Regions from separate parts of the Homo sapiens genome. Here region 2 is linked to region 1. A link is a contact called in ENCODE Hi-C or POLR2A ChIA-PET data. All regions are on one chromosome and are shown on one strand. The core of a region is the stretch at or near the end of the contact, and the rest is flanking DNA. Distances in the headings are between cores, read along the strand shown. Region 1 holds the start of BRK1 (BRICK1 subunit of SCAR/WAVE actin nucleating complex). Region 2 overlaps ATP2B2 (ATPase plasma membrane Ca2+ transporting 2).

What was found. Hi-C counts contacts between places; a loop is a spot of excess contacts on that map. ChIA-PET counts read pairs that join two places held with the same protein, here RNA polymerase II (POLR2A). Pooled maps may share reads with other maps.
Region 2: a map of CD8-positive, alpha-beta T cell shows a loop between it and region 1 (7-fold over the local background). The contact joins the enhancer-like site here to the promoter of BRK1 in region 1. A Hi-C loop is called at or near these places in 1 of 168 maps with a recorded cell type or tissue (CD8-positive, alpha-beta T cell) and 4 of 50 pooled maps. POLR2A ChIA-PET finds 5 or more read pairs at or near these places in 1 of 52 experiments (CD8-positive, alpha-beta T cell).

What each region holds. Positions count from the first base shown.
Region 1 is chr3:10,113,982-10,117,909 of GRCh38, reverse strand. BRK1 (BRICK1 subunit of SCAR/WAVE actin nucleating complex) reads right to left here and starts at 2,235. Exons shown (of 3, transcript NM_018462.5): 1 at 2,091-2,235. The coding sequence starts at 2,208. RefSeq lists enhancers at 1,638-1,687, 2,138-2,427.
Region 2 is chr3:10,435,261-10,439,188 of GRCh38, reverse strand. All of the region lies in intron 2 of ATP2B2 (ATPase plasma membrane Ca2+ transporting 2), which reads left to right. Among named protein-coding and RNA genes, the nearest start is that of MIR885, 43 kb to the right of the region's middle. Within about 2 kb of position 1,753, at least 6 of the 41 ENCODE cell types and tissues checked have a DNase peak (open chromatin) inside an H3K27ac peak, as active enhancers do; they include CD8-positive, alpha-beta T cell, where a contact is called at or near this core.

The sequences.
Region 1 (3,928 bases), core at 986-3,485:
TATAATTCTCTTCTTACTTAGTTGTATTTAATTGTTATTTTCTCTAAATTCACTTTCTAAAATCTTTAAAAACCACCTAGTAATTACTCCAAACATTTGGCCATTATCATCACTTTAAGGGAGGATAATGATCTAAGCTAAGGGAAGTCATTTCTTTTGGCTCCAAAAGACTGGACTTCTGTATGTCTAATTCCTTAGTTTAGAATTTTTGGGGGCAGGGCACAGTGGCTCAGGCCTGTAATCCCAGCACTTTGGGAGGCCGAAGCGGGTGGATCACTTGAGCTCAGGAGTTTGAGACCAGCCTGGGCAAGATGGCCAAAACCTGCCTCTATTTTTAAAAGCACAAAAATCAGCCAGGTGTGGTGGTGCACACCTGTAATCCTAGCTACTCAGGAGGCGGGGGCATGAGAATCATTTGAATCCAGGAGGAAGAGGTTGCAGTGAGCTGAGATCACGCCACTGCACTCCAGCCTGGGCTAGAGTGAGACCCTGTCTCAAAAAAAAAAAAAAAAAAAAGAATTTGTTGAAAAGCCCAAATAAAGTCTTTACTCTCTATCTGATCATAAAATGTGACTCTTACAAATTAGACATAAAAATATCCAAGCTGATATCTCCTTGCCTATAAAGCAAGAAAAGGGACATTTCTCCTTTGCAAATCCTAAGCTTAGGCTTTTCAATTTTCAGTCAGTCGCCTAGGCTGGAGTGCAGTGGCATGAACATGGCTCACTGCCTTCAGGGCTCAAGTGATCCTCCTGTCTCAGCCTCCCGAGTAGCTGGGACAACAGGTGTGCATGACCATGCCCAACTAATTTTTTTGTTGTCGTTGTTTTGTAGAGATAGGATCTGGTCATGTTGCTCAGGCTGGTCTTGAACTCCTGGGCTCAAGCAATCCTCCCACCTTGGCCTCCCAAAGTGCTGGGATTACAGACATAAGCCATTGAACTCAGCCACGATTATAGTCCTAAACACCCTGTATGAAAATACTTTAATACAAAAATGATGCTCTTCTTTGTCCTGAAGTTGTCATTATTTCATCTTCAAGATTAGAACTTCTTTGAATGTAGGAAGTGGTTCTTATTCTGTGTCTCCCACTATGCCTTAAGAGAGGGCCTCATATGGAGCTCTAGCATCTCTCGCTGATGCTTTCTGACAATCTCTTGCTCTGTCACCTTTGTACTCCTAAGGCCATCAGTCCTTTAGTTAGAGAATCATTCATTTAAAAATCTTTCCAAAGTACACTAGTCCCTATATCCTGTAATTACACAAGAAAGTCTAACCAGTGCCAAGTTCTGTTAAACACTTGGAGAAGAAGGGGTAGGAATCTCGATTGCTTTGCTTGCTGTTCATAAGGAAGAATTTAAGGCTGTCACAAGCAGGCCATGCCTAGGAAAGATTCTGGTAAAGATATCTTTCTGCTGAAGGCACCCGACCTGTGTTAGCTCTGAGGAATGGGCTAGAAGCAGACAGAACACCTACCATAAGCTATATATACTAGCAATACAGAGAGGACTTCCAAGGTCCTACAAGATCCTGGCATCCCTCTGACCTCATCTCCCACCACTCTCACCGCAGCAGACACAGGAAACAGGAAGGAATGGACAAGACGGGAGTGGTTGACAACGGGTCCAACTAAAAGGCACGACGCTAGAGGGTATCGACCAGATCCTGAAGATGGGGAACGGTCAACAGTCTTGAAACAGAGGAGTGACACGGTCCCGGATGCTCACTTTGAGTGCAAAGTGGGGACCGGAATGGATGCAGAGTACAAAGGAGGCAGGGAGACCACTTAGGAGAAGAACCACGGAGCGAGGATGGGGCTGCCTGACGCGTCTAGGAGAAGGACTTGTAGAATGGATCCAGAGGGATGGCAGGAAGCCATGAGCTCAGCGTAGGGCAGGATAACCCTACAGAGACTGTCTACGGGAGCCTGAGGGTCAGGGCGGGAGGGAGAAGGTGGGACCTGAAGGAGGAAGTGAAAACCCGCAACAGCCGAAGGCTGCGGGAGTCCTCTCAAAGCATCTCCCCGGCGCCCCAGCCCAACCACCTCAGCGGCCTCCCTCCTCCCCGCCTCCCCTTGCTGGCCCGCTGACCGAACGAGTTGAGAAAGTCTGCGATTTTCTTGATGCTGCTGGTGATTATCTCAATGTACTCCCGGTTAGCCCAGTCCTGGTGAATCTCCCGCTGCACCGGATCCTCCTGTCCCGCCATGGCCGCCGCCTGAGGAAGAGCGACTGCGCAGGCGCCCCGACCCTACAGGCCTCTAGTGCGCCTGCGCTGCCAGGCCACACCCATCCTCTTGAGCACCCACGAATTCTCGGGCACTATGATAGGCCTGTGCAACGTCACGTCCTCGCCGGCGTTTGCTCTCTACTCCCACGCTATAGAACACAGAAGCCTGGACGCCGGCGGCGAGGTTGTAGTGCACGCGCGTTATGGTCGTTACACGGCGCGTGGGGTCTTGCCGTCTCCCTCAACTGCTCCAGGCTCAGGTTGCGCACTCAGTGTCCGCAGTGAGATGGGCACAGTCGATTAAATCACATTAAATACAAGTCTTTTTTTTTTTTAGACGGAGTCTAAAAAATAATATGGTCATAAATAGCTGGGCACACTGCAAACTGGAACAGTCCCTTTCAGAAGGAAATTTGTGTTTTTGTGTTGTTTTTTGAGACAAGGTTTTTTCTTGTTTTTTGTTTTTTTGAGACGGAGTCTTGCTCTGTCGCCCAGGCTGGAGTGCAGTGGTGTGATCTCGGCTCACTGCAACCTCCGCCTCCCAGGTTCAAGCTATTCTCCTGCCTCAACCTCCCGAGTAGCTGGAATTACAGGCGCACACCACCACGCCCGGCTAATTTTTTTGTATTTTTAGTTGAGATGGTGTTTCACCATGTTGGCCAGACTGGTCTCGAACTCCTGACTTCAGGCAATCCGCCCGCCTCGGCCTCCCAAAGTGCTGGGATTACAGGTGTGAGCCACCTCGCCCAGCCTGAGACAAGGTCTTACTGTCGCCCAGGCTGGAATGCAATGGCATGATCATGGCTCACTGCAGCCTCGAACTCCTGGGCTTGAACTCCTGGGCTCAAGCTATCCTCCAGCCTCAGCCTCTGGTGTAGTTGGGACTACAGGCTCACGTCACCACGCCTGGCTAATTTGTGTATTTTTTGTAGACACGGGGTTTCACCATGTTGGCCAGGCTGGTCTCGAACTGACAGGTGATCTACCCACCTCGGCCTCCCAAAGTGCTGGGATTATACGCATGAGCCACCATGCCCGGCCTATTATGCAGTCATTTAAATGCTAATTATGAACACAAGCAACATGAAAACACATACAATAAATTGAGGGGAAAAACAAAATACCCTCCCTCCCTCCCTTCCTTCCTTCCTTTTCTTACTTTTTTTTTTTAAGACAGAGTTTCTCTGTTAATGCCCAGACTGGAGTGCAATGGCACGATCTTGGCTCACTGTGACCTCTGCCTCCCGGGTTCAAGTGATTCTCCTGCCTCAGCCTCCCAAGTAGCTGGGATTACAGGTGCCCGCTACCACACCTGGCTATTTTTTGTATTTTTTAGTAGAGACGGGGTTTCAGCATGTTGGTCAGGCTGGTCTCCAACTCCTGACCTCAAGTGATCTGCCCACCTCGGCCTCCCAAAGTGCTGGGATTACAGACATGAGCCACCCTGCCTGGCCCACATTTTTCTTTAATTGCAACTATGGAAAAATGTATGTTTGAGGACAAGAAGGATCTACAAAAAAAGTCACTATCTGCTTTGCTAAGGTAGTGGAATATGAACAACTTTATTCTCATTTCAGGGAATACTTACAATCTGGCATGCAGTAAATGCTCTTTTTTTTGAGACAGTCTTGTTCTGTTGCTCTGGCTGGAGTGCAGTGGCTCGATCTCGGCTCACTGCAACCTCTGCCTCCCGGGTTCA
Region 2 (3,928 bases), core at 504-3,003, 320 kb before region 1:
TGGGTCAAAGGGTGGCTGACTCACAGCCAGACTCCAGGCCTCTCTTCACTTGAAAATTCGTGACCTCAAAACCTTGGCCCATCAGTGCCCAGGCCAGGGCAGTGCCCTTGGCCCTTGGCCCTTTGCCCCAGGCCTTGGCCCAGCAGTCCTTTTCTACCAAGCAGCTTCAGGGCCCTCCCACGCTGGCTCCCAAAGGTCGGGTTTAGCGGGGGACCAGAATTTGGGCATCCCTGGCAACAGTTCTCTAGCTCCCAGAAGCCCAGGGGCCTAGACCCCAGTTTCCAATTACTTCTCCTCCCTGGGTCTCAGTTTCCTCATCTGTCACACGGGCCTAAGGGGTGAGAAATGTTGCTGTATAACTGCAGGCGGGCCGTCTCGAATGCTAGTAGGACCTGAGTCATCCACCCAGCCTGGGTCCCACAAACGCCTCGAGTTCAGCTGGAGAGATCCTCTGCCTCCAGGCCTGCCTGTCATCCGAGAGGCCCAGACAGGGCGGGTAAGTTATTTATACAGGCCCTCCTCACCCCACAACGATTATCTTACTCCTCCTGGTGCAATCCAGGCCCCTGCTGTGGTTTCAGACCCAGAGTTATTTATAGTCAGTGGAAATTAGTGCCTCAGCCGATGGCTCCCTAGGACCCACCTGCCCTAGCCTCCACCCCAAAGGGAGAGAGCAGGCAGCAGGCAAAGAAGATGTCAGAGGTCGGAGGAGAGTGTCACATGCAGGTACAGTGTGATGAGAGTATCTGACACTGGATTGGCAGGCAGTTGGACAGAGCAGTCGCCAGGAAGTAGGACGAAGGAGAAACGGCCCACACTGAGGAGGGCAGGCTGTTGGGTGAGCCCTTGGGAAAGCTCTGCTGGAAAGAACAGCAGAATGGAGTGTTCCCTGGGGCCTCCCCCTTCAGCACACCCCAGCTCAGTGGGGTCAGAGCAGCTGGAATAGGAGCCTGAGAGACTCATGGACCCATGAGACAACAGGTCTGGAAGGGCCTTCAAGGACCATCTGATTCAGTAATCCCAGGGTGCACATGGGGAGACTGAGACCCAGGAGAGAAGGGACTTGCCCAGCACACAGTGGGTATGGGCCAGGGGGCAGAGACACCCGCCACCCCCCTCCCTGCTCTCCCCTGCAACCTCCTGGCTCCCTGCAGAGCCTCAGCTCAGCCACGCCATCCAAAGACCACAGACTGAGTGGCTTAAATGACAGAAATTCATTCTCTCACAGTTCTGGAGGCTTGTAGATGGCCATCTTCTCCCAGTGTCTGTTCACATTATCTTCCCACTATGCATATCTGTCTCTCTGCCCAAATTTCCTCTTTGTATACGGGTGTCAATCATAGCATGGATTAGGCCCACCCTAATGGCCTCATCTTAATTTAGTATCTGCAGTGTCCCTATCTCTACAATGACTCTATCTCCAAATACCACCACAATTTTAAGGTACTGAGGGTTAGGACTTCAACATATGGATTTGGGGGAGCATGATTCAGCCCAGAACACTCTGACATGGGAAAACCACTTCAGTCCTCAGAACTGAAGCTTTCGCTTCTGTAAAGTGGGGACATGAACAGGACAGCAAGCGGACTGTAATGAGGGACACGCTCACTGCTGTACTGATGTGTCTGTCCCCCAAGCCCGATGCTCAGTGGGCGTTAAGAAGTGGGCGTTAGGAAGTGGCAGTGTGGTGAGAGAGTTAAGAGGCAGACATCCTGGGTCTGAACCCCAGCTTTGCCACCCACTAGCTATGTTGTGCTGAGGAAATGACATCACCTCTCAGAATCTGTTTACTCAGTCTGTGAAATCATTCTTATTCCTGGGCTGTGAGAAGTAATAAATGAGCTGATGTGAGTCAACACACTTAGCACTGCCCAGGAAACCCCTGGAAGTGGAGACCATCATCATTATTATTATTACTATTACTATTATCATTATCATCATCATCATTATATAGGTTAAGAAGCTGAGGCCCAGAGAGGGAGGCATCTTGCGCAGCCTCACACAGCCATCTGGCACAAAACTAAATGAGAACTCAGGTCTCCCAATCCACAGTCCCAGATTTTTCAACCACGTCTCTATGTGACACTAAAGGGGAAAAGAAGACAAGTAATTCCTAAGTGCCCCACATTAGGAAAGTAACTAAGTACCTTTTAGCTTCTCCACGTGCCTTTGGGACATTATGGAAAAAGATTGTTACAGAGAATGCAAAGCCACGTGGATGAGGCTCAAGAAATAATGTGATGTTGAAAAAGTGGGTTTAGCATCGTATGTCCTGACAATGGCAACACCTCCACGAAGACAGATGCAAGGGGAAAGGGGCTGGCAGGAAACATCTAGAATGTACCCCATGTTGTGGCTGAAGGGTGAGACTGGGGTGATGGTTCTTTCCTCAGCCTGTTTCTGCCTGTGTGCCGATGTCGCTCCACTAAGGCACGTCGGTCGTAAACAACAGAAGCTGACTGGGCAGCATAGTGGAGGCAAGAGGGCAGCTTAGGAGTGGGCTCTCCAAGTTGGAGCAAAGGCTGGAAAACCCAGCTCAATTTTCCAGAAGGAAACGGGGACATGCAGGGATCAGTGGCACGACTCACTAAGTAAATGTCCCTTTGGGGAACTGCAGGTTGGGAAAAATCCACTACAAAAGCTTCTTTTGGTCCTTGTATAGCTCAGGATTCCAAAGCAGCCTGTGCTGGTGAATGTTAACCCCAGCTCTCTAGTTGCGAGGGAATCCTCTTTTGCAGTGGGTGCTGATTTCCTTGGTGTAAATACCACCACGTTACCCACGTGACATCATTAAACACAGAGTTGGGACGAGAGGCGCAGCCGCACACCATTATACGGTATTTCTACCATGCAGATACAATAGACTGTCTACTAGAGAGAATAGATAATAGTGAAATGTAGTAAAATAATTAGGAGGTGATAAGTTTGGGGTATTTGTTGCCTTTTAAAATATAATTTATATAATTGTAGGTTTATATAATTGATTTCTAATGATGGCTATAATTAACAACCAGCTCACAAAATACCTGAAATTTTAGCCATCAGCTCTCACAAGCAAGTGTGAGCTGGCACCAGCAAATCACTGATTCTACGTCCCAGGAGACAGCATCCCTGGGAGGTGATTGGCCTAGCTTGATCACATGCCCACGCTTAGGCCAGGAAGGTGGGGACACTTTGACTGATCGTCACCAAGACTCTTCCCAGTTGGGGAGACCAAATCCCCTAAAGGAAAGCAGAATGCCACTGGACAGCCAAAACTCAACACAGGCCTTTGCTTCTCTTCTTGATAATTTCTTTAAGCTGTAGTTTTTTCTTTTATAATATCTTTTTTATTTCTTTTTTAAATTCATAGTGCTTGAAGTCCCAGAGTCTTTTAAAAAGGCTCCAGGGCTCAATTCTGAGAACAGTGAACTGAAGGACCCAGCCAGGAGAGGTACGGAGGCTCAGAGCAGCCATACCCACCTCTACCTCCTCACTTCCCAACCCCTCCCACCTTCTCCAGAGTGTAAGTAAATGAGCTAAACCTCCTGCCCACCTGTCACCCTGCCTGAAAGTCCACCTTTACAAGTCCCCCAAAAGAACATAGGCAGCCCAAGTTGAGAAGTATCTTAGGGCAGAGTCTTCACAAATACCCGTAAGGCAGATGAGGGTGAATGGGAGCCTCAGAGGTCTGGAGTGGCCCAGATACTGGAGAAGTGCTCTTGAAGGCTTAGGCCTCACCTCAAAATGGGGACAGGGTGGTCATCCTAAGCCTAGTGAATTCATGATTGACTGCGAGGCCTGTGGACCCTCCAGGAAGATGTAGGAGCTCAGGTGGCCAGGGTGAAGAACCATACCACCCCCTCAATGAGAACCTCAGACCCCCCTGCTTCCTCCTTATTTGGGACCACCTGGTGGCCAGCAGAAGACCAGGGGATCTGATTTAGGA